Linked DNA regions of Mus musculus: region 2 is linked to region 1. A link is a loop called in an ENCODE intact Hi-C map of the cell type or tissue named here. Cell type or tissue: left cerebral cortex. All regions are shown on one strand. Links, peaks and the distances in the headings refer to the core of each region. The heading gives the core; the rest is flanking DNA. Region 1 has its middle 9.3 kb from the start of Rere. Region 2 overlaps Rere (arginine glutamic acid dipeptide (RE) repeats).

Evidence for each region. Peaks named below come from ENCODE experiments on the same cell type or tissue, not always from the same donor. Only the 100,000 strongest peaks of a DNase experiment are listed, where the experiment ranks them.
Region 2: a loop joins it to region 1, with 2.2 times the contacts of the local background. A loop is called at or near these places in 2 of 42 quality-filtered maps.

Annotation. Positions count from the first base shown.
Region 1 is chr4:150,264,871-150,280,346 of GRCm38, reverse strand. No RefSeq gene overlaps it. Among named protein-coding and RNA genes, the nearest start is that of Rere, 9.3 kb to the left of the region's middle. In left cerebral cortex, for the core only: no CTCF peak of the experiment used is centred there; a DNase peak (open chromatin) is centred at 7,369.
Region 2 is chr4:150,593,514-150,608,989 of GRCm38, reverse strand. All of the region lies in intron 12 of Rere (arginine glutamic acid dipeptide (RE) repeats), which reads right to left. Among named protein-coding and RNA genes, the nearest start is that of Slc45a1, 51 kb to the left of the region's middle. In left cerebral cortex, for the core only: a CTCF peak has its summit at 9,863 (motif pointing right); DNase peaks (open chromatin) are centred at 9,727, 10,064 and 12,762; H3K27ac peaks cover 57 bases.

The DNA.
Region 1 (15,476 bases), core at 3,246-11,245:
CATACTATAAGCCTGAGCCAGGGCAAGCCAATGCTCCCATTCTACTTAATATAATTTATAGGATCGTGGGGTTTGGAATTTTAATTATAATTACCAGTTTTTGAAATGCATATCATGTTTATTGAGTTCTTTCACAGACTCTGGCATGAGTCCAGGGCGAATCATCAGCCTATTGTTAGTTTGTTAATATTCTGTAAATGCTTATTGGTGTCCTTAAACCATACACTCTTCTCAGAGGAGTTAAGGTCTGTATATAATAGAATAATTAAAGGATAGAGCTTGGCTTAAAATAATTCACCCATCTATTTCAAATAGAGGGATAATTTTCTCTTTGGAGTGTCTATTCAGATTATAATTCCCACATCCAAAAGTTCCTTTTAAAAATAATTTCAACTAGCAGATGTCATTGAACTGTACGGCCCAAGAGATCTGAAAGGAAATGGGGTCTTTTTTTAATTTAACATTTTTTTTCTTCATAAGGGGTATATGCATGCTACAGTGATCCCAGGAAGGCTTTTGGGGGTCTTGGGTCTCTCTAGTCCACTCTCCACGGACTCCAGGTTTGCAGTTCAGGCAGTTAAGCTTGGCAGTAAGAGCCTTTTTACCTGCTGAGTCTCCAAGGCCCACAACTAAGCCTTACCACTTACTACCTTTCAACAAGAAAAAACTCTTCCCTTTCAAATAAAATGAGAACTTGGGAATAAAGAGCTGGCTCGATGTCTAATAATGTTTGCTGCTTGCTCTCCCAGAGGTCTGAAGTGCAATTCCCAGCATCCATGCAGGGCAGCTCACAAGTGCAGCAACGTCAGCCGCTGGGTCTCTGACACACTCTTCTGGCCTCTGCATTACCTGCACACATATGTGCATACACAAATTAAGAAACACAAACATGGGGCTGGTGAGATGGCTCAGTGGGTAAGAGCACCCGACTGTTCTTCCGAAGGTCAGGAGTTCAAATCCCAGCAACCACATGGTGGCTCACAACCATCCGTAACGAGATCTGACTCCCTCTTCTGGAGTGTCTGAGGACAGCTACAGTGTACTTACAATAAATAAATAAATAAATCTTTAAAAAAAAAAAAAAAAAAAAAAAAAAAAAGAAACACAAACATATATATAAATAAAATATGAATTAAATTAATGATGGCTAAAAAAGAAATGAGGAAGATAGCTAATGATTTTTTAATATTATTTATTTTTTACTTATATGAGTACACCAGAGCTGTCTTTACACACACATCAGAAGAGTGCACAAGATCCCATTACAGATGGTTGTGAGCCACCATGCGGTTGCTGGGAATTGAACTCAGGACTTCTGGAAGAGCAGTCAGTGCTCTTAACTACCGCGCCATCTCTCCAGCCCAATTTTATTATACCTGACTAAATTTTCCAGGAATTTTTCAGTAACTAAGCTGCACTCAGGCAGGTGGATCTCTGTAAATCAAGCCCCTCCCTGGTCTACATAATAAGTTCCAGAATAGCCAGGGCCACCTAAAGAGAGACTCTGTCTCAATAAAAATCCAATAAGTAAATAAGTATTTACTCCTTTTATATGCATGCATGTGTTTATGTGTACATGCATGACATACTACAAATGTGGAAATCAGAGGACAAACTCAGCTATTGCCTGGGTTGTAGGGATGTGGTGGTTTGAATGAGAATGGCCCTCAGAGACACATATATTTGAATACTTGGTCCCCAGTTTGAAAGTTTGGGAAGGATAGGAGGTGTGGTCTTCTTGGAGGAGGTGTGTCACTGAGGGTGAGCTTTGAGGTTTCAAAAGTCTCTCTCAGTTCCCAGTGTGCTCGATCTCTGCTTCCTACCTGTGGATCAAGGTGTACCCTCTCAGCTGTTCCTATCCGATTGCCTTTGCTCCACCATGATGGACTCTAAACCTCTGAAGCCACAGCCTAATAAACTCTTTCTTCTATAAGATGTGCTATCACAACAATAAAAAATTACCTAAGGCCGCCATCTGAACTCAGTCTGGCACAGCAAGTGAATTTTACTCCCTGAGCCACCCCACAGAAGACAGACCTTGAAGTTATGATCCTCCCGCCTCCACCTCCTAAGAGCAGGGAATTGGGCCTTTTTTATTAATACAGATGTGCATGTAGGTAGATGTATCCAAATTCCACATAATTATAAAGCACAATATGCTACAGGGACATAAAATTAGCAAACTAGGTCTATTTAACAGGTCCATGCATGAACTGTGGTCCAGCTACAGAGCCAAATGGCACAGACTCCCTGCCTAGAACCTCAGACTCTGATAATGAAATAACCTTTCTAATAAGAACAACTATGAACCCATGATTGAAAGCTCACTGTGCCCCAAGTGCCGTGTGCAGCCTGTTACGTTCTTTTGCCCACTCAGTACTGACAACAGCCATGAAGTGTGTTATTATCACTTTAACTTTAAAGGTCAAAGAACTAGGACTTAAGGAAGTTAAATAATTTGCAGAAGGTTAAAGAGGTCAAACATCTAGTAGGGATTTTTTTTTTATGTGAAATTAGAACATTTTTCCTCATTTTTTTTGTTAGCAAGCTTTAGAAAATGGGAAGGATTGTTGTTATTGAATCTAAAAACATCAAAGACTTTTGTTAGTTCTATAACCTTAATACATGCCAGCTCTGTTGTTATTATCGTTGTTGTTATTGGAATCACTTAGCCCAAGCTGGCTTTGAGCTCCCCGTGTAGCTAAAAAGGACCATCGCACATCCCTAGGTAGTGATTTTTAAAGATGGTTTTTTTTTTTTTTTGGTTTTATTTGTGTATGTACGGATGTTTTGTCTGCACATATGTCTGTGGACCACTTGCATGCCTGGTGCCTGCAGAGGCTGGAAAACATTGTCAAATTGCCTGAGACTGGAGTTACAGAGAGTAGTGAGCCACTGAGTGGGTGCCAGAAATCAAACCTGGACCCTCTGGGAGAGCAGCTGATGCTCTTAACTACTGAGCCATCTCTCTAAGAGTCATTTCTTTTTTTCTTCTCTTCTCTTTTCTTTTCTTTCTTTCTTTTTTTTTTTTTTTTTTTTTTTTTTTTTGGGTTATTGAGTCAGCATTTCTCTGTGTAGCCCTGGCTATCCTGGAACTCACTTTGTAGACCAGGCTGGCCTCGAACTCAGAAATCGACCTGCCTCTGCCTCCTGAGTGCTGGGATTAAAGGCATGCTCCACCACGCCGGGCAAGAGTCATCTCTTTAAATTTACTTTTGTACATATAGAAATCAAATCAGAGGTGTGATCCTACACACATACAGACACACAGACAGATGACATGGAAATAGAAAGGAGAGTATTTAGAAGAAAGAAAGGGACCAGCAGGAAGAACGTGAGAAGGCAGGGGATATGATGAGGGCTGGGTAAATATAATCAAAAGACAGGAAACGTGTATAAAAATGTCATGATTAGGGCTGGAGAGATGGCTCAGCGGTTAAGAGCACTGACTGCTCTTCCAGAGGTCCTGAGTTCAAATCCCAGCAACCACATGGTGGCTCACAACCATCTGTAATGGGATCTGATGCCTTCTTCTGGTGTCTCTGAAGACAGATACAGTGTACTCGTCATATATATAAAAAATAAATAAATAAAAGCTTAAAAAAAAAACAAAAGAAAAGAAATGGTCATGATGAGAAGGCAGAGAGATAGCTCAGTGGCTAAGATCATCCATTCTTGCAAAGGACCTGGGTCCAGTTACCGGCACCCACATGACAGTTCACAATCATCCATAACTCAAATTCCAGGGTATCTGACGCCCTCTTCTGAGTCTCAGGGACACTAGTATATCTGTGGTGCACATATTATGTGTAGGCAAAACACCCATGTACATAAAAATAAATATATCTGAAAGAATTCTTAAGAGAAAGAAAGAAGGCGCCGGAATGAGGGACTCCAGAGGAGGCCCAGGATCTGAGGACACTTAGTGCTTTGGCAGAAGACCAGGGTTCAGTTCTCAGCACATGCATGGCAGCTCGGTACAGCCTATAACTCCAGTTCCAGGAGACTGAGCACCCTCTTCTGACCTCCAAGAGCTCCTGCATGAATGCAGTACACATACATAAACTCCGGCACACACACACACACATATGGGCAAAATTAAATAATTTCTTAAAGAGAAAATATAACGAAACCCACCGTTTTGAATGCACACTAACATTTATTTTAAGCCGAATGTGGTAGCACACACCTGTAATACCAGCACTCAGGAGGCTAAGATAGGAGGATCACAAACTTAAGACCAGCCTGGGCCAACATGTGGAAACCCTGTCTAAATTAGAAGGAAGGAAGGAGGGAGGGAGGGAGGGAGAGAGGGAGGGAGGGAGGGAGAGAGGGAGGGAGGGAGGAGAATGATGGTCAGTATCCGATCATCCACTTGACAGGATCTAGCATCAGCTTTGAAAGAGATGCAGTGTTAGTGATGTCCTGGTGATCAACCCTGCCTCCCTAGTACCACTTAGGAGGAAACCTGGCTTTGCCTGTGAGGGATTATTGAAATTAGGCTCACTGTGGTGGGAAGACCCGCCCAAAGTGTGGTCAGCATCAATCATCCCATCTTCTGGGATGCTGAACTGAATAAAACAGAGAAAGTGAGCACCAGCCATGTGTCCATCTCTCTCTGCTTCCCGACTGTGGGTGCAGCTCAGGCCGCTGCTGCAAGCTCCTGCCGCCATGAGATCCCAACATTACCACCATGCTCGAGGAGCTGTGTGTCTGAAGGCACACCAGAAGAGGGCATCTGATCTCATTACAGATGGTTGTGGATGCTGGGAATTGAACTCAGGACCTCTGGAAGAGCAGTCAGTGCTTTGTTTGTTTGTTTGTTTGTTTTGTTTTGTTTTTCGAGACAGGGTTTCTCTGTATAGCCCTGGCTGTCCTGGAACTTACTTTGTAGACCAGGCTAGCCTCGAACTCAGAAATCTGCCTGCCTCTGCCTCCTGAGTGCTGGGATTAAAGGAGTGCACCACCACGCCCGGCCAGTCAGTGCTCTTAAACTGCTGAGCCATCTCTCCAGCCCCTTTCCTTTTTCTTTCTTTCTTTCTCTTTTTCTTTCTTTCTTTCTTTCTTTCTTTCTTTCTCTCTCTCTCTCTTTCTTTCTTTCTTTCTTTCCTTTTTTAATTAAAAAAAAAAATTGTTTGTTGAGAAGAGATTTCACTCTGTAGTCCTGGCTGGCCTGGATCTTGCCATTCAGAACAGGACAGGCTCAGACACACAGCTAAATACCTGCCTCTGCCTCCCAAGCATTGGGGCTAACAGCATATGTCCCCACAGCATATGTCCCCATGCCTGGCTTCTATTTGCATTTTTTAAAAGAGCAAGTTTCGAATCCATCCGTAGGAAGGGCAGGAGTGCAGCTCACTCCCGGCTATGAAATGGTTAAGGGTTAAGGTGCTTACTTTAAGTCTTACACACACACACACACACACACACACACACACACACACAAAGCGGGGCGTGGTGGTGCACGCCTTTAATCCCAGCACTTGGGAGGCAGAGGCAGGCAGATTTCTGAGTTTGAGGCCAGCCTGGTCTACAGAGTGAGTTCCAGGACAGCCAAGGCAACACAGAGAAACCCTGTCTCGAAAAACCAAAAAAAAAAAAAAAAGTCTTACACCCAAAGCCCACATGGTGAGTGGAAAACTGAGGTTGTCTGTCCTCTGACCTCCACATATGCCTGCTACACACACTACCCAGGGAAAATAAACCTGAAAGGACAAGTCTGTCCATGTTTCAGAATGTCCTCACAGAATGTTTCCAACGAGCCCACTGGGCACGGAATGAACACGTGGTGAGCGCAGACCGAGGACTGACTTCTGACTTCATTAGAATCTGCTCTGTTCGTTTTTTTTTTTTCCCCTTCCTTTTCATCTCAAGCATGGATAATTTTTATAATTAAAAAAGAAAGAAAGAATGCAAGTTCTTTGAACATATGGCTGGTAACTAGCCTTCCTAATCTTCCAGAAGTACTCAAGCTTTGGAACATGTAAATTATTTTCCCCTAAAACGCCTTAAGCAGAACTAGAGCGACTCCGCGGCAAGCCTTGCAACATACTGGAGCTTGTTTCTGGGCCTTTCCGACGGAATTGGTGAAAACCCAAGCCGATAATGTGCTTTCCTCACCTCCGTTGCACTTTTTCAGGTTGAAACAGGAGCAAGGGGCACTGGTGGCGCACGCCTTTGATCCCAGCACTTGGGAGGCAGAGGCAGGCGGATTTCTGAGTTCGAGGCCAGCCTGGTCTACAGAGTGAGTTCCAGGATAGCCAGGGCTATACAGAGAAACCCTGTCTCAAAAAAAAAAAAAAAAAAGAAAGAAAGAAAGAAAGAAAGAAAGAAAGAAAGAAAGAGGGGCTGGTGAGATGGCTCAGGGGGTAAGTGCACCCGACTGCTCTTCCAAAGGTCTGAAGTTCAAATCCCAGCAACCACATGGTGGCTCACAACCACCTGTAACAGAGATCTGATGCCCTCTTCTGGAGTGTCTGAAGACAGCTACAGTGTACTTACATATGATAAATAAATAAATCTTTAAAAAAAAAAAAAAAAAAAAGAAAGAAAGGAAGAAAGAAAAGAAACAGGGGCAAGGGCTGCCCACTTGCCTTCTGTCTATGTAGCCACAATGGGGTTTCACCTGATTCCTTCCTCTCTAGTCCCTCTGGCTTGCAAGCCAGACAAGTGACTGACTCCTGAAAGCCTGCCCCTGCCCTGCACTGCAAGGGAAAGATGGGTGCTCCTTGTGCTTGCTTGCAGTAAAGGTAAGATTGCTTTTCTAAAGGAAGATGTGGGCTAGGGAGAGGGTTCCTTAAAGGCACTTGCTACCAAGCCCAAGGAATAGGGTTCCACACCACCACCACCACCACCCACCCTGGGATCCAGAGGCTGAGAGATCCTACGTCCACAGGGACCCTTTGACCTCCATACACTAAACGTGCCACAACATGGCATGTGAGCAAATACACACAGAGACACACACATACACACACACACACACACACACACATAAAACAAAATCATAAGTGTAAGCTGGGCATGGTGGAGCATGCACGTGATTCCAGCACTTGGAGGCAAGGAGATTATTAGTTCAGCCACCATAGTGAGTGGAAGGTTGGCACAGGATTACATAGGAACCTATCTTAAAAAAACTAAGAATAAAATGTTTTTTAGAAGAGGCATGAGACACCCCTTTCCTTTGTTTGTATGTGTCTGATTGTGCAGAGCAGCTGAGGTTCCCAGTTCAGCCTTTCACTCTGCTGAATTTTATTTTACGGTCTGTTTGCCAGCATGCTCAGCTGGGGTGGCCTGATGCTCTCCTCCTGAGTCACATTGACTCAAGTCACGAGGATGCCTTCTAGATGAGACCTAAGTCCACCTGACCACTTGTGGTTATTAAGAGTCTCCTAGGACCTGTGAAAGAACTGAGGGGCGGAGACAAGGAGGTTCATTGTCTTGGCCCCGATCCAAGTTTGATAATTAGGAACCCTCCTCCCTCTGTCTTCCTGCCGTTTCGGGGAGCTGTGCGATTCCACGCTTCCTGTTAGAAACAGCTGTCCACTGTTAACTGAGTGAGCCAGGGAGGGGGAGAATTCCACCCTCGGGGAAGCTGCATTTAAAGATAAATATTTTCCCCCTATCCTGTAGATTGCTTGGGTTGAAGGTGTTGTTTTCTAGGGATAACAGGGGCATGATAATTGGTGCTCATAACTGCACAAACTGTACTTTCTCTAAAAGCCAAACAAACAAGACAAAGGGGCCTTTAGGGGCCTTTACGGGCCTTCCCTCCTTAACAGGATTTTCTAAAATCATGTTTAAGGAACCCAGAAGTTAACTGAATACCTGACAGGGCAGAACAACTCTCTGATGTGGGAAGAACACCAAAACTCAGCTTTGCCAGACAAGAGCTGTAATGTCCAGGATGGTCAAATCTAGGCCAGTCTCCTCCATTCTGCTCAGTCCCAAGGATGATTGTGTCACATCAGCGGTGTGCATGAGGTACTGGAGAGTGAACTCAGAGCCCCAAACCTTCTAGGCAAATGCTCCGACCCCGAGCCCGCAGCCAGACAGTCCCTTACATTTTTTTTTAATTGTATTTATTTGATGTGTGTAGGTGTTTGGCTTTTATGCGTGTCTCTGCCACTGTGTGCCTGGTGCCGGAGGAGGGCAAAGAAGACATGGAATCCTATAGGGCTTTATTTTTTTGAGACAAGGTCACACATGTAGCCCTGGCTGTCCTGGAAGTTTCTCTGTAGACCAGGCTGGCCTCACGCTCATAGGGATCTATCTGCCTGCCTCCGCCTCCTGAGTGCTAAGATTAAAGTGTGTGCCATCATGACTGGCACAGGTTTTATTGACTTACTTGCAGGAAGGGGGGGGGGCACAAGTGTACAGAAAAGACAGTAAGAGATTGGTAGAAAGTACAAGGTGACCAGGCAGAGCAGTGGGGACTCTAGGGGCTAAAATTATTATTCTTTATGGTAGTTTAATCCCATGCCTTTAATCCCAGCACTTGGGAGACAGAGGCAGGCAGATTTCTGAGTTCGAGGCCAGCCTGGTCCACAGAGTGAGTTCCAGGACAGCCAGGGCTACACAGAGAAACCCTGTCTTGAAAAACCAAAAGAAAAAAAAAGGTAGATACAGAAGGTGGAGAGATGGCTTAGCAGTTAAGAGCACCAGGATGCTGGCCTGGAAACATAGCTCAGTTGGTAGGGTGCTTACCCAGCACACACAAAGCGCTGGGTTCAGTCACCAGCACTCCTGTACCAGGCATGGTAGTACTCTAGTGCTCCACCGTGGTTCAAGGTCATCCTCGGCTACTTAGTAAACTCCTGACCAGCCTGGACTCCACAAGACCCTAACTCAAAATAAATAAATACAGCAAGCAAGAAGCCTCAGCAGGCGGGGAAAGGTGCTTGCTGCATAAGCCAGGCAACTTGAATTCAATCCATAGAACCTACCTTATGCTGAGAGAGGAGAACTGAGCCCACAGGGAATCAATCTCCACAAGCTCCATGGTACCCAAGCTGCCCTGGCCTCCCCATCACCAATAATAATTCTTTTTACCATTTTGTTTGTTTGTTTGTTTGTTTGTTTGTTTGGACTGGGCATGATGGTGCGTGATTTTAATCCCAGTATGTGGGGGGTAGAGGTAGGTGGATCTCTGTAGGCTCAAAGCCAGCCTGGTCTATAGTAAGGGCCTCTCTTAAAATGGGGGAGGGGTGCCGGGCGGTGGTGGTGCACGCCTTTGATCCCAGCACTTGGGAGGCAGAGGCAGGTGGATTTCTGAGTTCGAGGCCAGCCTGGTCTACAGAGTGAGTTCCAGGACAGCCAGAGCTATACAGAGAAACCCTGTCTCAAAAAAACAAAACAAAAAGAAAACCAAAAAAAAAAAAAAAAAAAAAAAAAAAAAAAAACGGGGGAGGGGCTACCTAGACATCTCGGCAAGTAAAAGATGCTTGTCCCCAAGCTGAGCAACCTGAGGTCGACCCCCTGAGCTCACAAGGTGCTGCCAGCTGTCCTCCAATTGCCACAGCCATGCCTCACTAATAAATCAATAAACATAATAACAAATGTACTTACCAGTGTTTTGAGATACCTCTAATCTGTAGATCAGGCTGGCCTTGAATTTAGAGATCTACCTGCCTCTGCTACCCAAGTGGTGTGCACCACCACACCTGGCTCTGTAATGATACCATTTTAACTCATTTTTATTTTTAAGCATAAATATGCATCCATGTCTGTATGAGTGAGGGTCTCCTTGGAGATCAGGCAGGTCCCTTAGAAGCCTCTGGAGCTGAAGCTACCAACCCCACATGGGTACTAGGAATCAACCACTGAGTCCTCTGCAAGAGCAGGACACACTCTCAACTGCTGAGCTATTCTCCAGCCCCTGAAAATATTAAGTAAAAAAGAGGGTTCGCCAGGCAATGGTGGCACACGCCTTTAATCCCAGCACTTGGGAAGCAGAGGCAGGTGGATTTCTGAGTTCGAGGACAGCCTGGTCTACAGAGTGAGTTCCAGGACAGCCAGGGCTACACAGAGAAACCCTGTTTCGAAAAAAGCGGGGGGGAGGGAGCAGTAAAGGAAATAAATAAGATAATAAATCATTTTTGAAGAGAAAAGAGGACTGGGGAGATAGCAAGTGGGTAAATGTGCTGACTAGCAAGTCTGAAGACCTTTGTTCGTTCCCGGGACCCATACGTCAGAGAGAGCCAATTCCCACAGGTTGTTCTCTGACCTCCATACATGAGCCCCTGCACACACGTACCTCCACCCAAAATAAACAACACTAAAAAGTAAGAGATTTGCAATGCACGTCTTCCCTCGTGGAGCCTGATGAAACTACACTCTGGCCTCAGGAAAAGCAGAGACTAGAAGCTGGGGCACAGGAAGGGCAGGAACACAGCCCACTGCCCCTTGCGTTAACACTAGCTCACCTTCCCCCAGCAGGCCTGTCCCCAGACAGCTCTCCTCCACTCTACAGCCTCTCTCATGGCCTCTACTTCCTCTGAACCGTGCCTTTCATGTGGTTTCTCTTGGCTTCTCTGGTTTTTCTGTAGCTTGCGGCTTGTCAGCTTCAGGGGCTTCGGCCAAATGCCTCATGACTTGGGCATTTCCTAGTTAAAATTCCTGAGCGGGGGGGGGGGGGGGGGGGGGAACTAAATCAGCTCAGCCCTGTCCTGGTCACTGAAGACTGTCATATACACAAAACCAAACTGTCTCAGGGCAACAGCTTCTACAAAGAGAGGCAAGGCAGCTTCCCGTGGAGGCCAGGGTGGGGGAGGAATGGCTCCTTTCTCTGATGCTGTACGAATATTTGATATAGGGCCATAGATTAAGAATAGAGGTTTGTGGTTGCGGTATGGCTCAGTGGTAAAAGCGCTTCCTACACACAAAACCACAAGCATGGGGATTGGAGTTCAGATCCCCAGCACCCATGCAAAGCAAGGTGTGGCAGCACACATCTGTAATGGCAAAGCTCTTACACCGAGATGCGAGGCAGAGACAAAAATATACCGTGGAGCTCTCAGGCCAGCTAGCTCGGCTTATGCAGCATTAATGAGAACCTCTCTCAATGTGGAAGCTGAGAATAATCACCTGCGCTTGTCCTTAGACTTCCACCCACATGCTAGAGCACATGCGCAACCACACTCGAACGCGCATGCGCACACGTATACTCTCGCCCGCGTGCGCGCGGTCGCACGCAAACACATGCACTCACACTCTCGCACACATGTACACACACACACACACACACACACGGATGAAAATAATGCTACTAGAGATAGGCTGTGCTCTGGCTTGCCTATTACCAGCACGTACAAAGCAAGAGAAGAGAAGGACGAAGGGGAGGCCGCCATGCTTGTTTACAGTGCTCAGCTCTGGAGTCCAGAAATCCAGTATGATACTGCATCTGCTCAGCCTCTGGTAAAGGCTCATGCTGCCTGGACTTGTCGGGAGAGCTTAGAGGTCATCATGGAAAAAAACACAGCAAGGAAGGGTGTGGGCCGGAGAAGCAGCTTCTTATTAGTAATCTCCTCCCTTGGGACTACACACTTCTTCAAGGACATTGAGCCTCCTTGACGACCTAATTACCCCCTGACAACTCCACCTCTTGGATGACCAAATTTCCACAAGAGTTTCAAAGAGGACAAGCCGTGTTCAAACCGTAGACCTAGGTAATATGAGTAACTGTAGTGCGCTTAGAAAGAGCATCTGCGGCCAGTTTGTTGCATCAAAATAACAGCGACTACAACAACAACAATTACAGAGGCTGGAGAGCTGGCTCAGTGGTTAAGAGCACTGGCTGCCCTTGCAGACAACTTGAGTTCTCACAGCTAAGTTCCAGGGCCTGCCAACACCTCTTCTAAACCTCCAAGAGCACCAGGTATGCACACAGTGGGCGTGTGTACAGGCAGAAAAAAAAAAAACATTTATACACATAAAAATAATCTTTTCAATAACAAAAAAATACAGTTAGAGGAGCTGGGGCTGTAGCTTAGTGCTGGAGTGCTGGCCCAACAGCATACTGCTCTCTGTTGTACCTATGAGCCAGCCATGGTGGCGCTCAATGGGACCCACTATGTAGCAAAAGGTGATTTTTTTTTTCTTTTTTGTTTTTTTGTTTTTTGTTTTTTGTTTTTTTGATTTTGACAGGGTTTCTCTGTATAGCCCTGGCTGTCCTGGAACTCACTTTGAAGACCAGGCTGGCCTCGAACTCAGAAATCCGCCTGCCTCAGCCTCCCAAGGCGTGCGCCACCACTGCCTGGCGCTAAAGGTGATCTTAAACTTCTGATCTTTCTCCAACTCCTGAATGTTAAGATACTGTTCCTTGTTCTACTACAGTGCTGAAAGTTGAAGCCAGGATTTCATTCATGGGGATCAAGCATCTTATCACTGTGCTGTGTGCATGGGGGTGGGGGTGGAGGTAATGGGGAGGGGGCGCACATTCTCCCACTGCGCTGCGTGCCTAGCCTTGGAATCTATATTTTGGTTTGAGGGTTTTGTTTTGTTTTGTTTTTTTTGGTTGTGGTTGTTGTTGTTGTTCTTTTTTGTTTTTTTCCCCGAGAGGTTTTGTTTTATTTTATTTTGCTGAAACAGAGTCTCCTTATGTAGATCAGTCCGGCCTGAAACTCACAGAGTTCGGTCTTCCTCTGGCGTCAGGACTAAAGGCATGCACCACCATATCCAGCCTCAACCAGCTTTTCACTGTTCCAGATTGCATGATAAGCAGTTTTACCCACTGAGCCAGTTCCCCAGCCTCTTTTTTTTTTTTTAATAAAAAATAGTAATTTTGGCACTTATTTATTAGTGTGATGTGTGTGTGTGTGTGTGTGACATGCTTGCTTATCGAGAGCCTAAAGGGCACACAAGAGGGAATCAGAGAACAACTTGTGGCAGTTGGTTCTTTCTTTCCACCATGTTGATTCCAGCTGCAGATCAAACTGGGGATAAAGGCACAGGCACTGTCTTTCCCGCCCTTTAAAACATGGCCTCATGTGCACCAGCCTGGCCTTGAATTTGCTGTGCTTGAAGACTCCAGGCATGCTGTGCACGCAGCTTAGGTTTTTCTCCAGTAGAGGACGAGTCTCAGCCTCCTAAAACAAACCAGAGCCATGACTCCAATAATGGCTGTCCTCCTCCTCCTCCCCATGGCCGTTTACACCCCTCGGTCTGCCCAGCGCTCCTTCCCTTGTCCACGCCTTAGCGATGTCCTCCTCTTGACACTCCCCGTGCCACACCACAGCTTGATGAGAATTCCAACTGCTCCTGGAAGGCACCGGCACCTGTCACCCAAATGAGGCTGACCATCTTCACTTTCAAATGCGTGACCACAAACCTCAAGTGGGCCCACAATGGCTCCTGGCAATCACACAACACCACTTCTCCCGGCTAATTTCTTTCCTCATTTTCCAGCCAGTTATTTCACAACCTCGGCTTTCCGCTCAAGTCTCCCTCCCGACGCTTCCTCCCGTTTGCTCTCCCTCTCGGTTGATGGATTTCTTTCCGAGTTCGTCGTGAATATTGACGCAATCAGCAGAGAAATTGCACGGACTCCTCCAGCCCCCACCCATCCATCCTTCTCTAAATCCACACTCTGGCTTCCTGCTTGCAATTAGGGATGAATCATCTATGCTCCATCAAAACCCAGCCCTCTGCTCCTTCATTCGCTCCCATCCCCTCTCATTACTCAAGGACATGGCTCAGAAACCCTCCCTCTCCAGGCTCTGCAGGTTTGGTTTGGTTTGGGTTTTTTCCTTTTTTCTCTCTCTGTTGGATCCCTCCCATTTGAATACAAATAAGATGGGTTTTATTTCTCCTCAAGTCTTTTATTCCTCTCTCTTAAAAAAAAAAAAAAACTACTTATTACTACTGTGGTGTGCACACTCATGCAGGAACCACAGCTCAGCTCCAGTGTGGAGTTAGGAGGACAGTGTGGGTTCTCTGTGAGCTTGTTAGAGCATAGCTTCCATGCAAGAGGCTTGCAAGCAGAGCCACCTCACGGGCTGGTCCTTAAGCCTTCTCTTGATTACGCTGTATACTTCTATGCTCACATTTTATGGGAAATAACTGTATTTATTCATTCATTTTTATATTGTAAACACCCCGCCCAGACCTTAGCCACTAGGGAGGCTGAGGCAAGAGTATCACACATTCAAGGCCAGTGTGACTTGATGACCCCCTGTCTCTAAATTAAAAGTTCAAAAAAGGGACTGAGAGTAGCTGAAGGGATGGCTCAGTGGAGAGATGCCTCTTCTGACCTCATCCGGCGGCACTGCACACAAAACAGTGTGCATGCATGCACACACAGGGTAGGCATCCAGGACTTGGAAGACGAAGACAAGATGAGAAGTTCGATGTCCCCTTCAGCTACATCGTGAGCTGGGGACCAGCTTGGACCTTATGCATGTTAGACAAGTGTTCCGCTACTGAGCTACAACCCTCAGCTGTCTTTGTGGGTTTTCTATTGTTGTAACAAAATGCCATAATCAAAAGCAACTTGAGGAGGAAGGGGTTTATTTAGCTTACAGCCTATCATATAGAAAGGGCAGGGCAGGAGCTCTAGGCAGAAGCCTGGTGGCAAGAGCTGAAGCAGAGGCCATGGAAGAACATTGCTTACTGGCTCGTTCTCCATGGCTTGCTCAGCCTGCTTCTTAGACAGCCCAAGACAGTCCGAAGGGAGCACCGCCCACAGTGGGCTGGGCCTTCCCACATCAATCAAAAATCAAGAAAAACGCCCCCATAGACTTGCCTAAAGAAAATTTGATGGAGGCTTTCTCTCAGTCCGTGTTCTTGATTCCCAGATGACTAGAGGTTGTGTTGAAAAAAACAAAACAACAATAGCAACAACAACAACAAACCAACCCACACAGCAGATCCATTGATTAATAGCTGTAATAGAAAAGGAAATACCACCCAGAAAGCCAAATGAGTGGGGTTTAATTTCCATCATGGATCCACTTCCTGGTTTTGTTGTGGCACACAAGGAGTTGAGAAACAATTCCCCAAACAGGAAGAAAAGAAAAAAAAAAAAGCCAAATTCAAATTTAGCCATTTGTCTTGGATCTACCAGAGAAGAGAGGTTGCAGGCCAGCTGCTCACCATAGCTGGGAAGGCGTGGAGGCCGACCTGCACGGGAACACCGCTTGACCCAGCCCAGGGTAGAGTAATCTACAATGAGCTGGAGGCTCAGTTAGGAGAGGCTTTCCTTTTGAGTTCTGGGATCTGGGGAAACGCTGGCTAAGCATTCTTTTCTAAACTGCAGCCTCAGCCCTGGAAGTTCCCTAGGATGCCAGAAGGGGGAGACAGTTTCCTAGAACTGGCGTTATAGAAGGCTGTGAGCTGCCATGTAAGTGCCGGGGTTTGAACTAAGGTCCTCTGCAAGAGCAGTAAGTGCTCTTAATTGCTGAGCCAGCTCTCCAGCTCCTAAAAATAAAGTCTTTTTTTTTTTTTTTGTAAAGAAACCATTTCACTGGTGCCTCATTGAC
Region 2 (15,476 bases), core at 4,930-12,929, 330 kb before region 1:
TGACACCTACTAGTTAGTGGATCTCAAAATCTCTGCCTACTGAAAAGTGAGCTGCCTTAGTTTATCCTGTGGGCCACAGCCACCCTTCAAGCACTTCCTCAGTGGCACTTCCTCAGTGGCACTTCCTCAGTGGCACTTCCTCAGCGCAAGTGGGCAACTCTGTCCAATAGACCAGAGGTTACTCTGGAGCTGGAGAGAAGAAGCAAAAACCAAAAGCAAGCCACTGCTATCTCAGACCCACCAGAAGAGAACAACAGATCCCATTACAGATGGTTGTGAGCTACCGCATGGTTGCTGGGAATTGAACTCAGTTCCTCTAAAGAGCAGTCAATGCTCTTAACCACTGAGCCATCTCTCCAGACCCCAACAAAAACGTTTCTAAGCAGCATCTGAACCTCCCAGGTTTTTGTTTTTGTTTTTTTTCTGAGACAGGGTTCTTCTTTGTAGCCTTGGCTATCCCAGAACTCTCTCTGTAGACCAGTCTAGCCTTGAACTCAAGAGATCTACCTGTCTCTGCCTCTCATGGCAACTCCACCCTACTTTTTAAACATGAATGTTTGGAAGAGTCTGGAATGGTTTTAGAAGACAGCACAGGAGCTGTAGAGATGGCTCAGTGGGTAAGACCACACAGATTGCTCTTCCTCGTGGACCTGGGTTCAATTCCCAGTACCTACATGGCAGCTCACAATTGTCTGAAACCTTCATAAAGACATACATGCAGGCAAAACACCAATACACGTAAGTTAAATAATATAAAAAGACAGCACAACTAGACTAGAAAAGGAGACCTCAGAGATCAGTGACAGTAAGAAACCAGCCCATTGCTAGACAGCAAATAGTAAAAAGGTTCCAGAAGCCAGGCTGATCCACTCCACCTGACTCCTGAACTTGTTGTCTTTTAACAGCTGAGACCTCAAGGTAAGTGTAATAGTGCAGGCCACAGCAAGCTTCCTCAACAAGTTACAACAGCGGTAATGGAAGAATAAAGCGCCCAGAGCAGATTAATAAACCTGGGCACCATGGGTCACGATGACCAGCCACCTAGTCCAGGTGGAAACCCTGGCTGAGGAAATTAAAGAATATAAATTTAAAATGCAGAAGGCCTACACAACTATAAGTTGCTGGTGGGAACACAGGCAGTCAAGGCTACTTTGTAAAAACCGCCTGCAGATTTTACCTGCTTAAACAAGGACCACAGACTTTATGCCTTGCTTGTTTATCCAAAAGAACAAAAATGTGCTCAAAGGCTTCAGTTTTTAAATTCCTGCTGTGTATGGTATGGGGATGTCCAAGGCCAGAAGAGGGAACAGAATTCCCTGGAGCTGGAGTTACAGGTAGTTTGCTGCATGCAGTGGGTGCTGGGAACCAACTCGCTCCTCTAGAAGAGCAGGACCATGCGGAGGCAGCTCTCAGGTCCCACATAAAGACTTTCACACAGACATTCACAGAAACATTATTCTTAGTGGCCCCAAACAAGAAAAAGGAAGCAAGTTTAGCTAGAGGAATTACAGTTGGACTCTTAAGTACCCACTGAAATGTTAATGACCAGGAAAGCTACAGGGAGAACAGGAGGTCAGTGGCTGCTGAGGGCTGTCAGGTGGGTCAGGAGAGTGCCTGCGGAGGACCCAACCAAGTAATTACCCAGGAAGAATATACAAAGGCCTATACATAAATGGTGTTATTTACACAGATGTATACACTTGTCAAAACTTAACTGACTGTATACTTAGAATGTGGGTATATTCATTTACACCCCTCCACACAGAGCATATGACACATGTCAATTATATGTCAATTAAGTTGATAAAAACAATAATAAATCCAGGCCAGGTTTTATCAGCTGCTTCTCAAAGACTGCCATGGCCACTGAGGGATTAAACATGGAGGATTAGAAACAGCATATTGCTGCCTGCATGGGTGGCTAGGTCTTGAGTACAAACAAAAGAACATGTTGGGAAAGCTCTGGTTCTACAAATAGGGAGTGAAGCAGCTCTCAGCCTCACTGGGAACGGAGTCAACTGCACTTTAATCAAACATGCATGGTGCACAGCAGACCTGCTGCACATAAATTCAGGAACAAAAGCTGCTGCAGAAATCAATAGCTCACTGAAACATTAACACAGGCAATCATTGATCAAAAGGCAGCTCCACAAAGGCAGCCTTGCAAATTAGCTCCTGCTTTTGCTTGCAAGCAAACACGGAGGTCTAAATGTTGTTGACACGAATGGCCTATAATAATCATTTTGTTCCCAATGCTCTCACCTCATCTCAGAATAGTGTGTCACAGCCAACTCATGTGACATCAGGTGCTGTAGCTACACACACCATGAGATGCTAATCCAATACAGAGCCTGGGAAAAAAAGATGGGGGTTGGGAGGGAAGAGGACAAAGCCACTTCTTCAATTGTCAGCCACAGGCCCCAGTGTGGTACCCTACTGGCCTGTGTTACAGCACCCTCTCCTTCCCAGTCCCCTCTTTTTTTTTTTTTTGTAACTGGAAGCTGGGTCACAGGCAAAGGCTCCAATCCATAGAGATGTCCTCCCTGGATATTCATACAACACGTAGTTGGTGAGGGGGAGACTACTGTTGGGTTCTAATGATGTTTCTGTGAAAAGATAAACAAGGGGAAGGGAGTGCCATACAGGCCATACACAGAAGCAAAGGCAGGAGGTAGGGAGGGGGTGTGCAGCTTAGGGAAAGCCTTCCTCTTAAGTGGTCAGCAAAGACTAACAGAGAGCCAGAGCTGTGGGAAACAGCTCCAGGGTCCCATCTTCCCCACCACTTGACTTCAGAGCCTTCTTGGTTGGGCTTGGTTGGTCTATCAAGTTCACTCACACAAGCATAGCGTGTCAGTGTAGCTGCCTGTGTAGCCTGGTTGAAGTGATGCGGGGTGGAGTTGCTCCCATCTTGGACCTGGTCTAAAGCCATTTCAGGCACAAGTTCTGCTGCTGTGGCGAAACCAGCAGGCTGTGTCCCATCCTGTCATGGGTATGTCTCTAGCAGACAAATGAGGAAGGAGGCTGAAGGCTGAGGCTGGCCAGCACCAGCCTGCCTGCCTGCCTGCCTGCCCCCTGTGTCTTACAAGCAGGTTTGCTGGTCTATCAGTTGACATTTATCAGCTGGCATTTGGTGAACTCCAGAGTTGGATTTGTTCATTTTTGTCAGCTGCTGTAAAGCTGAGACATGAGTCTCTTGTCTTGCTCAATTAAAAGGTGATTCTTTTTTAAAGATGAGGTGTCTGTCTGCTCTGTCCTGAGGGGCCCAGGGAAATGAAGTATAGACTGCGGAGGCACTGGAAGCATCTAACACATCAAAGCTCCACCCGTTCTTTTCCAAACAGGTTCTATGTAGCCTTTGGCTTCAAACTCAAGAGATCCTCCTGTCTCAGCCTTACAAATGCCAAGAGTAAAGGTGTGCTTGGCCTCTGAAGGCCCACTCTTAAGGACATGCCCCCAGATTGGGCATGGATCTGGGTTGAGACCCATCACCCTGCCCTGTCCTTGTACTTCTCTAACGCCTTGGCTTGGCACTAATTTCTCAGACAGGACCCTCTGGGAGGCTGGTGAGGGGCAGGAAAAGGTGAGGCACTTATTATTACTTTGAAGTGTATTTATTCTTACACACACACACACACACACCCCTCTGACCATCCTCCCTCCCCCACGAGTCTCTCTGACCCCTATCCTCTTCTACCTAACCCTTTCTACTTTCCAACAGAGGTGAGAGCTACAGGCCAACTGTTTTTGCACCATACTAAGGAACGTGAGGCCTCCAATTCCTGGATTTTCAAACACCATATATGGAAGTGGATACTCGTTTTCATAATGCCTTTTCATCTTCTTGGTGTTATTATTCGCTCCCTGCCTCATTAATCTTGTTTCTACATTCCTTCAACGGCAAATATAAAAAATTTCTAACCAAACTATTAATCAGTTCCTGTTACAGGATTGTCAGCCCCTGTTCACAGAGGAGCCTAATGTGAACATTTTCTAAGTGGACCCCGATGGTGAAAGTCAGCTACACCCTGAAATTGACAATGCCCCTGGACAGCAGGAAGCAGTTTAAGAGATAGGATACCCCTCTTCCCCTTTCCCCTTTGTTTTTCTCTTTACGATAAGGAAAAGGGAGGTGTGCTGGTATTGGAACCGGCTTCATGGGTTACAGTCCACCTCTGAATCCAGTGATGACAGTGACGTCACCCAGAGTCAACAGGGACCCATGCATCTGTTGCCATGGCAATCTCCATGCATTCCCAGCATCCATCTGGCTCATCTCCTACCCTTACCTGAGAGTGGTTATGTTATAGCCTAAATAAAAGGCAGACCATATTGACCTTCGCTCCCTCTTTCCCCTTTGTCTCCACCACCCCTTTTCCCCCTTACCCCCACAAGAAACCGCTCTCATGTGGAACTGTATTGGCCTGGTCCAGCCAGACATTGAGCTGCTATGACAACAACTACCACCTGCCTCTCTCCCCTACTGACTTGGAACTCAATATGTAGACCAAGATGGCCCTGAACTTAGAGATCTGCCTATCTCTGTCACCTGAGTGCTGGTATTGAAGGTGTGCACCACTACCTCCTGCCCCCCCCCAAATTAAATAAATAAATTTAAAAAAAGGAGATAGCATTATTTGTTCCTATGTGAAAGATAAATATTTTAACATGGGTACATAGAAAAAAGGGCTGCTAAGTAACCAATGTAGAAGATGTTTATATGAATTTAAAATGAAACTCTTGTTAATTCAGAATGCCAACACTGTGCTGAAAGAATGCTCTACAGGGGAGCTTCATAACTCCCAACCAATCCCACGGGAAGAATGGAGAATGACTGCAGAATCTGCTCCTGCCAAGGATCTCAGCACGTAGCTGGGCCAGGACTGACACTTGTCCCTCATCTGTGGATTACAGATGTGTCCATGCTCTGCACCACCTTTAACAAGGGTTCCATGCTATTTCCCAAGGGGACATTGCACCTACAGCAGACAATTAAAAACAAGATCCAAACTACATAGGTGGCAGAGAGCAAGAGAGAGCGAGAGAGCATCAGCCTTTCCCAACCCCTGTACCCAGACAGTGGAGAAGGCCCTGGCAAGGTGTGAGGATGGGGAGGGCTTGGAGGGGGGGTCACTATGAGCCATCCCTGGAAAGGGGGGGTCACTATGAGCCATCCCTGGAAAGGGGGGTCACTATGAGCCATCCCTGGAAAAGGGGGGTCACTATGAGCCATCCCTGGAAAGGGGGGGGTCACTATGAGCCATCCCTGGAAAGGGGAGGGGTCACTATGAGCCATCCCTGGAAAGGGGGGGTCACTATGAGCCATCCCTGGAAAGGGGGGTCACTATGAGCCATCCCTGGAAAGGGGGGGGGGTCACTATGAGCCATCCCTGGAAAGGGGAAGCAGCCCCTGGATGAGCTCCAGGAATCTTCCAACTCAAGAAACCTAGCTTGGCTTGCTGGTTTCCCTGGAATTAGAGTGCCATCTTTTCTTGGTAGTAAAGTGTCCTGGCACAGAGCCCCTGTGCAGGTCCTTCCTTCCACTGTCTGATTCAAGCTAGAGCTAGCAATGTTGGGGAAAACTCAGGTTAGAGGCTGAGCACTGAGCAGCTATGTTTGGGAGCAGCCAGCTCTTAAGAATGTCCTATCAGCTTGCCAGGCATGATGGCTCTTGCCTTTAATGGCAGCACGCAGAAGGCAGAGGCAGGCAGAGCTCTTAGTTCCAGGACAGAGAGTAGCATTCTGCAATCACAGCCTCCTGCACTTAAGAGGCTCAGAAGACTCCTGACTTAGCACAGCCTGTCCTCAGCATCTCTTCTGCGACAGACAAATGCAAGGGAAGTGCTCTTGGCCTTGGTCTACCAAAATGATGTAAGAGCCCGAAGAGATGGTTCTGAATCAGGTACCCTTCTAGTAGAAGGAAGAAGGAGCAAAGACGAGAAAGAAAAAGAAAAGAAATCCCTTATTTGACAGGTTAAAAATGTACCCCCTCTTCCAGTTATTATACTTCATTTATATAGCACAAAGAAATGGAAATAGCCCAGGCTACCTTTCAGTTCCTAATCCTCTGCTGTCTGGGTTTCTGGTTCAGCAGCCTGTGATCCTACCTCAGGCCTCACATCTCTACTACAAAGTACAGCTTGGAAGCTGTAGCCCTTTCCTTGGTAGACCCTCTCTTCTTTGGAGGCTAGCTCAGTCTTCTCAAAGCCCTGACCATACCTGACACCTTTCCAAACCAGGTTCCAGCTAGTTCCTCACTTCCCGATTTCTCCTTTTCTTTCTCCTATTCTCCACCTCTCCCAGCTCTTGGCTTGTGCCAAACACTATGGTCAACTGGCTTTTCCTTGGCCTTCAGTCCAAGCCACAGACCCCTTAAGCCATGGTGGTTGGAGAAAACTGGCTCTCACAAGTTCTGACTTCTATACGTGTACCTCCCTCAGACAAAATAAGAAATAATCCTGAGTAAGTGGACTTTAAGATGTGGTATATGACTGTCATCCCAACACCTGGGAGGAGAGGGAGGAGGACTGTCAAAATGGTGTACTAAGAGAGTTCTAGACCAGCCAAGACTTCACAGCCAAAACCCTGCAACAAGTGCACAGGCAGGCCGGCCCACTGCTGGGGTGGGTGTCCCTGCGTCCAGTGCCTTGTTACTGCTTCTGCCAATAGGTCTTCTAAAAGCCAAGTATCGATTACGAACATATATAAGATTCTTCCACCTAACCAAAAAAATAAATTTAGCTTTTTTTTCCTGTAGCAGCTTTATAAACGACATACTTAAAAATGAGCCCAAGGCCATATAACAAATTGTTGAAAGCACAGCACGAACCTAGGGGTTTCTACCAAATGTGAAGGCCACCAAGCTCCTTTCTCAGGGATTCACTGGGAATTCTGACACAGCAGCAAGGTGTACCACAGAACCCACACATAAGGGTACAGACAGCTTTGATTTTTGGCTTTACTGAGCTGTTTGCTTAAATGAAGACTGTTAACGTTTTAGATATAACACCAATACCGGAATTGTGTTTTCTCAGTTGACATCTCAAACCCTAGGAAGTCACTTGTCATCAGTTTTTGTTCCCCCAGCTGAACACTCTATTATTTCCTGAATTCATTTTACTGGAGTTCAGCAACAGGGCAAGAAGGATGCCATGCTGTTGGCTCTGTCGCCATATCACCTGTGCTAATGGGTCTTTTGTGTTTGTCTGCTTTTGAAGTGAAACCACACTTGTAGCAGCAGAGAAGAAAGGCACAGGGAAGGCTGTAATGCGTTAGCCCGTCCTTCTCCGCCTCACAAACAGCTTTCTATTTATTGGCCTTTCATTGTATGTGCAATCTTATTATCCTTGCACAGCATCAAAGTGACATCACTCAGGGCCACCCGGTAATATACACCGAAATGTAACATTTAATGACAGGAGCTGGGCGAGAGATGAAAACGGAGGGTGGCGTGCGGCAGGATGCTTTAAGGGACCCTCAGTTCTACCTGGGCATTTCCCTGAGGTGATAACTGACTGACAGGGGCTGGAGGGAAATCCATTTTTGAGCTCAGAAAGGAGAGTTAGGAGAAACATGGTTTTTGGGTAGAAGATTATAATGATGGCCAGGAAACGAGGACAAGCATTCTAACACTGTTTCTTGTGTTTTATGTTTTTTTTAATGGTCTCAATAGCAAATTATCACGTATAATCTATTTCTGCAAGTTGAATGTTCAAATAAAGGACAGACTTCTTCATTACAAAGAAAGAAGAAAGGAAAGGAAGAAAGAAAGAGAAAGAAAGGGTATTTAATTTTTGTAATAGTATTACATTTATTTAATAAAATGAGCAGAAACAAAGATTACTCTTTAAAGTACTCATGTGAGCACTCACACCAACACAGACAGACATTCACATACACAGAGTACTCATGTGAGCACTCACACACAAACACAGACAGACGTTCACATACACAGAGTACTCATGTGAGCACTCACACACAAACACAGACAGACGTTCACATACACAGAGGAGGTGGGAGGAAAGGGAAAACTAATTTCACACTCTGAGACATCAAACACCTCAACTCTTTTTACCTAAATTTGGGGATTTTAGCTAAGGCAAAGATCTTATGAGAATTTAGATAAGCCAGCATAGGTGTGGGTGTGCTCGTAGCCAGAGTGGCTGTCTCCTGGAACCCTGAAGCATCCCAGGATAGAAGTGCATGGGCTGAATTGTGTTCATCAAAATCCATTCTATGTCCTGATCCCCACTGTCCTTGAGTGTGCTGTTATTTGGAACAGAATCCAATAACAAAAAGAGGCGGTCAAGGTAAATGAGGTCATTTGGGTGATACAGCCTGGCTGGTACTCTTTGTTGTTTTAAAGATTTATTTATTTATTTTATGTATATGAGTACACTGCCACTCTCTTCAGACACACCAGAAGAGGGCATCAGATCTCATTACAGATGGTTGTGAGCCACCATGTGGTTGCTGGGAATTGAAATCAGGACCTCTGGAAAAGCAGTCAGTGCTCTTAACCACTGAGCCATCTCTCCAGCCTTCTTTGTTGTTTTTTATAGCCTGGTTGTCCTAGGACTCAGAGATCCACCTGCCTCTGATTCCAGAGTGCTGGGATTAAAGGTGTGTGGTGTGTGTCCAGTCTTGGTGTTCTTATATTAGGTCAGACACCTGAGGAGACAGCCAGCTACAAGACAAGAGAGGCCTAGCTCTGTGTGTGTGTGTATCTCAACACTACTACCACCTGTGTTTCCAAATCTCTGGAACCACTACAAAATAAATTTTTGCTTTTGAAGCCCCGTCTGTGGTGGTTTGTTACAGCAGGTGGGGGTAGATGACTATAAATCTAGGACAGGCTTCCTGGTTAGCTTTGCAAAGAGAAGACTTGAGTGATAACAGTATTTCTCTGCCAGTGGAATGAGCCAATTCAAGCCAGATTAGATTGTATTAAATGCAGGTTTATTCGGAAGGTGCTCTTGGGCATGTTCACTGGCCCCAAGGACTGAGGCCAGGGGGTGGCCACAGGAAGGGAGAAAGGGAGGGGGAAGAGAAAGCACATGTGCAGACCCAAACGTTTGATCATATAGGGAAGAGCCTGGGGGAAGGGTAGCCTGGTTCCTGGGCTGGAAATTTCAGGGTTGGGGGACTGCCAGGTAGGGACTGAGGGATGCTGGGAGAATTTGAAGGCCAGGCCTGCTTTGGTATGTAAAATATGCACTTCAGCCCCTTGTCCTGGGGTCTGAACAAACACAGGAGGTCTGGGAAACCAGCAAGTCCTGCAGCCTGTGAGCAGGGCTCCTAGAGCAGGCTACCTGCAGAGGAGGAACAATTGACTGGGCAGAAGGTGCCAAAGAAGAAGGATGTGGGCACACAGCACAGTAACTGACCCTCACCCAACTGGCCACCTTCTTTGCAAGCTGGCACTAAACCTTACTGCAGTCACAAGATGCGCTGTGTGATCCCTTCACTACTCCAGTGACCCAGGAAAACCAGTTCTACCTGGAACCTTTCCCAGTGCTGAGTTCCAAAGAATCAGCTTACCTGGAAGGAGGACCCCCCCCCCCCCCAGCTTCCACACCTAGAAAGCTAAGCTCCATCACATCAACAGATTCTTCTTCATCCATCTGTGGCCAGGGAAAACATTCTGCAAGGAACACAGCCCCTGTTCCAGGACAAGCAACTGTGTGAGCACTCTCAAAATAGCTCTGCGATCCTGGCAGGGGTGTGTGTGTGTGTACTCACATGAACATGCACTTCACAAGTTTAAAAAATACAACATAAAAATACAGATAAATTTTCTTTTTTTTTCTTTTTTTTTAAAGATTTATTTTTATTATTATATGTAAGTACATTGTAGCTGTCTTCAGACACTCCAGAAGAGGGAGTCAGATCTCTTCACACTTACGGATGGTTGTGAGCCACCATGTGGTTGCTGGGATTTGAACTCTGGACCTTCTGAAGAGCAGTCAGGTGCTCTTACCCACTGAGCCATCTCACCAGCCCCCAGATAGATTTTCTAATCACAGATTTGGTCCATGGCTAGGTCTCCTCAAGGGTCTTGTCAGGCCAGCTGGCTCCTACACAAAAAAGCTAGTAGTGTATGGTTGGCACTCTGCCTCCATGCAGGCTGCTACACTATCAGGACACACTGATGGCCAATTTCTGGGGACTCCATTAATTACTGCAGCTGCTAGGAGAAGCTGGCTTCCCAGAAAACTGAGAACTTCCTTAGACATTTAGTTCTTATCTTAAAATTGCCAGATGACACGGGACATAGTAGTGCATGTGTGTTATCCCAAGGACAAGGGAGGCAGGACAATCAGGAGTTCAAGGGCAGCCTTGGTTACACAGCCAGAGCTGCACTACAGACAGCTAAAACACACTGTAAAGCTCTAGGGTCCTTCCTCATAATTAAGCTATAAACTTAAATTAGCATGCTGAAGGTTTACATGAAAATCTTGAGAGCACTTCTGGGGAGAAATCACTTTGCCACAACACACCCTGGTAGGCATGGGAGGGTGGCCAAAAGGAGTGTGAAGAGCTGCTCTGTGGAGAAACTGTGACCCCCCACTCCTCCATGCACATGTGCAGGTGACTGAGAGGTGAAGGTGGTTTCTTCACGCAGCCCATGATAAATGAAAGGTTCCTTTGGGCTTGAACAAAGCCACCAGGAGGAAGGACACTGACAGATGAGCTCTGCATTCTTCCCACTCAAACCTGAAATCCCAGAAACAACTCTGGAAAAAAAGCCCACCAACTTTTCACTTAAGATCTTTAAAACTAGAGAGGTTCTAGTTACTGACTTCTTTGGAACCAGTTTTTCCCAACCTGTGGACAGAGACCTCCCTTTGAAACAATCACTCTCTTGAGGGGAAACCAAAGTCAAGAAGAGCAGCACCTTCTGACAGCCCACCACCTTTCAGGGGACTAGTTCTAACACCAGATGCTACTCTGACATCTGTTATGACTTTGGATCCCCCACATCCACTACAGCTGGCTTCTAGAATGCTTCCTTCACAAAAAAAAAAAAAAATCCACAGCTGACGGCTTTCTCCACACATCCTGCCTTTCGGCCCCCAGGCTCCAGGAACACATCCTCCTGGTTGCTGCTAGCCAACCCTACAGCCTGACATTGCTATCTTTCCTGATTTGAAGGGAGAGTTTCTGCTAGCCTCTTCCCATGAAGGTCACTCTCTCAGTAGGATCCTTTGGTGGCTCAAGTCAAAGAGTCTAGTGGAAAGAAAATGAATGACTGATTCTTTTCTCGTTGAACTCAAACACAAAGGATGTTGCTAGACTCTAGATTCAGGATCCCAAGCATTAAACAGCAGATGCCCGACTTGAGAAGACGCTCACAGGGCTGGAGATCACTCATCAATTAAGAACACTTATTACTCTTCCAAAGGACGTGGGTTTGGTTCCCACTTACCAGATGAGCTACACCTTCAGTCCTAGGGGACCCGAGATCCTCTGGCTTCTTCAGGCATTTTGCAAGAACAGGTGCACATAAATGGACAGGGGCATGCACACATCCACATAATTTTTAAAAAGGTGGTCAGTAAACATTCACTAGTGTGAGTCCGGCAAACAGGAGGAATACCACACAGGGACTATACAAAGCAAAGGTAAATTCTCCAACAATTGCAAAAATGGTCTAGTTAAGTTTTGGAGATCAGAACTTAAGAGTAACCTGAAGTAAACATAAGTAGATGGAAAATTCCCTAGGAGAACCAAAACTGAAGCTTACTAAGCTTTCATGGGGCGTTGATTATCTATGCAGTAGATAAGAGTCAGTCCCTCAACCCACTTAGTTCTGTTAGGGTCACTGTAAGCAATGGAAACAGGTTCTTCATCCCAAAGACCTTCGGTGTGGAGTGAGGGAGGATGAGTCATGTACAGGCAAAGGCCTGTAGTGGGAAGTCACTGTGCTTGATGCTCTTGTCTGTTTTGTTTTTAAATCAACCTATGAGAAACCACACAGGCCTGGGCTTCATGCTATTGGGTCTTAAGCTGAATGAATAAAACCAGAGTCAGAAGTCAGGTATGATGCCTTTACAATCTCTTTACACCCAGAAGGCAGATAGCAGGATCAGGAGTTCAAGGACATTATCACTAACTGCTAGGCTACATGAGACCCTGTCTCAAAACAAAACAAAACCAACCAACCAACCAACCAACCAACAACCAAACCAGAAAAACAAAAAAAGCATCAGCCCTAAACTGACCCCAGGCTTAAAGACACTTTGGCCCTCAGCCCATTTTCCTGAAGCAGAGTATCCCTATTCTCACTGTTAGGTCTTCTGACCTCCTTCTGACCTCTCACTGTTAGATCTTCTGACCTGTCCTTCCACCCCTAAATGTTAAACGCTCGTGGGTGTTTTGCCTGCTCAAATGTTTGCACACAACTTGAGTGCCCAATCTCCTGGAACTGGAGTTACAGGAGGCTGTGAGCCACCATAAGGTGCTGGAAATTGAACCTGTGTAATGTAGGACAGCCAGTACTCTTAACCATTGAGCCACTCCTGCCCACAGGATGAGTAAAAAGACAGACCAGAACCTCAAAGCAGAGATTGAGCATCACATCTTGCAGAGCCTGCACCAGGCTGTGGAACGACCATACAGCTATCTGTAAAAACCAATCGAAATGAGTTCATAGGTAGTGCTGTGACCAGAAGCACCCACAGTAGTTATGTTTCTGCTCCAGGCAGTGTTAATGCCTCCACCACCCATGAGTGGGCATCACAGTGATGTCAGATTCGCCTCTGCTCCCACATCACATGCATAGAACTGGGTGTTATCCACAGCTGCCTCCACAGAGATGAAGAGGCTGGCTTCCCATCTGAGGCACTAGATTGGTTAAACGGTATGTTTACCTATGCATGTGTCTGTGGTGGTACACCACTGGGGAACGACTGAAGAAAAACTATTATTCATTACTGTTTAGCCTTTCTCACCTGGAGCTGTACAACTGAAACACAGGTCTCCAAAGCCTCAGACAGTTCTGCTGTGAGCAGGACGCAATGAGGCCCATTCTGCATACACAGGAAGAACGTCAGCACATCATACAACTAATGCTAACACTATAGGCCAGAATCTCAGCCAGTATGGACAAACAAGACTCAACACAGCTCAGACCAGCACCTTCTGCTGCAAATGATAGTTTTTCATTTACACTCATTAACCTATTAAAAAACTACCTTGAGCCAGAATTTCCTTCCATGATCTGGTAACAGAACACTAGGCTTCCCTGGCTGTGCCTTTTCTTGCTCTTCTAAACTCTCTCTGAGGCCCTTGCTTGCACAGTCAGCGGAGGTCAACATTGATGCCTTTCTTTATTGGTGTGGTTGACAGCCAGTACTATACACAGAAACATTGTCTCAAAAGTTAAAACAAATCAAAAACCCCAAACAAACAAAAGGACCAGAAATTCAGAACTAAGTTCACCTGGGAAGTATGAACTTTAAATATACTTTCTTCCTCTGTTCTTACTCACCTCAAACCACAGGCACCGCATACAGCCATAGAGTAAGGCCATTATTCGAGGCCACCCTGATCTATATAGCTAGTTCTAGGACAGCTGGGGCTACACAGTGAGACTTGTTTTTAAAAAAAAGCTCAGGGCTAGTGATGGTGCCTGGGAAGGACACAGTCTAAACGCCCAGCTCCCAGCTCAGCATCTCACTAGGAACTAGCAGGCCCATGCACACCAGCAGCCTCTCTGCTGCCCCGCCCACCCTGCTTCCATTCTGATTTCATCAGCAGAAGAACTGAGGGTCAATTCTTGATGGATATAGTGCAGTGGCACAGACTTCACCAAGTAAGTACTGGGCTTGACTCTAGCCAACACACACACACACACACACACACACACACACACACACACACACACACAAAATAAGAAAAAGGAAGGATATGTACATTAACAGAGTTTTAGTAGGATTAAGAACAAAAACAAGAAACACAGCTACCAGTCTACAGCTGGCTACTAGGGGTTTCTGGGGCAAGTTCGGTGAAGAACTATCACTGATGTTGACTGGACACTGATGTTGGGGGACTTGCAACATCCTGTAACTACTTTTCTTTTCTTTTCTTTCCTTTTATTTTTATTTTTTACTTTTTTTTTTTTTTTTGGAGACAGGGTTTCTCTGTATAGCCCTGGCTGTCTTGGAACTCACTTTATAGACCAGGCTGGCCTAGAACTCAGAAATCCGCCTGCCTCTGCCTCCCAAGTGTCAGGATTAAAGGGGTGAGCCACCACCAAAGTTACACATACACACACGCACACACACTTCTATTGGCAAACTATGAGTATTTCTTGTGGTCATGTGGGATACTCTAGAGCTGCTGCTCTCAACCTGTGGGTTGTGACCCCTCTGGAGGTCGAATGACTCTTTCTCAACCACAGATATTTACATTATGACATATAGCAGTAGCAAAATTATAATTCCAAAACAGAAACAAAAATAATTTTATGGTGGGGGAGGGGTCATCACAAAATGAGGAACTGTATCAAAGGGCAGTAGGAAGGCTGAGAGCCACTGCTCTCGGGCATTATAACCCAGCCTATTACAGTTTCCATACTGTGTCCCTTACATTTTCTGTTTGAAATTCCCAGTGTCCTGTCATGTCAGGCACATGCTTCAAATCCCAGTCCCTGGTGGGTGCAGATAATAAAATCTGGAGTTCAAGGCTACATGGAGTATGTGAGTGGAACCTGAGCAGGGTTCCTAATCTGCCCAGTAGGGCCTGGCTTCACACACTGTCACTTACACTGTCTCTGTCACAGACCTGACATCTGTAACTAGAGAACACGGGCTTTATTCAAAAAACAAAAAACAAAACAAAAAAACAAACCAGTAACAAACAAACAAAAAACAAAACAAAACAAAAAAAACCTACCAAAACCCCATAAAACCAAAGACAAACTACCATTTCCTCCCCTGCACTTCCTGGTTTTTTGAAGCACTGAGCATAGCCACACCTACTACCACTGCATTACAATTATGTAATGCTGTAGCTATTTAGTAAATAGTTACAAAATGAATGGGTAGTAAGAAGAATATGCTAACTCATCTCTTAAATAAACAACCTAAAACCACACGTTGTCTTACAGAATGTCATATTTTTTTAAAGTTAAAAAAAAAAGGCATAATACCCATATACAATTTTGTAAGATATAAAACCCAACAAAATGTAATAGAAAAGTCAAGAGTTATTCCTGGTTTCCTTGACCACAGTTAGAATGGTTTGGTGCAGGGGACAGAGGTCAGGGCTAGGAGGCTGGCTTTAGGGCAGCCTGAGTTCCAACACAGGGCCGGACTCCCTTCCATTTCACACATTTGCTCTTTGTGCTGCAGCTGAGTTTAGGGCCTTCACATGCTAAGCATGTGCTCTACCACTAAGCTGTACCTTTAGACCATCTCCTTTCTAAAGAGAGTGGTTCTTCAGAGTTCCCTAACTTCAGACCCTGCAACTTCCGG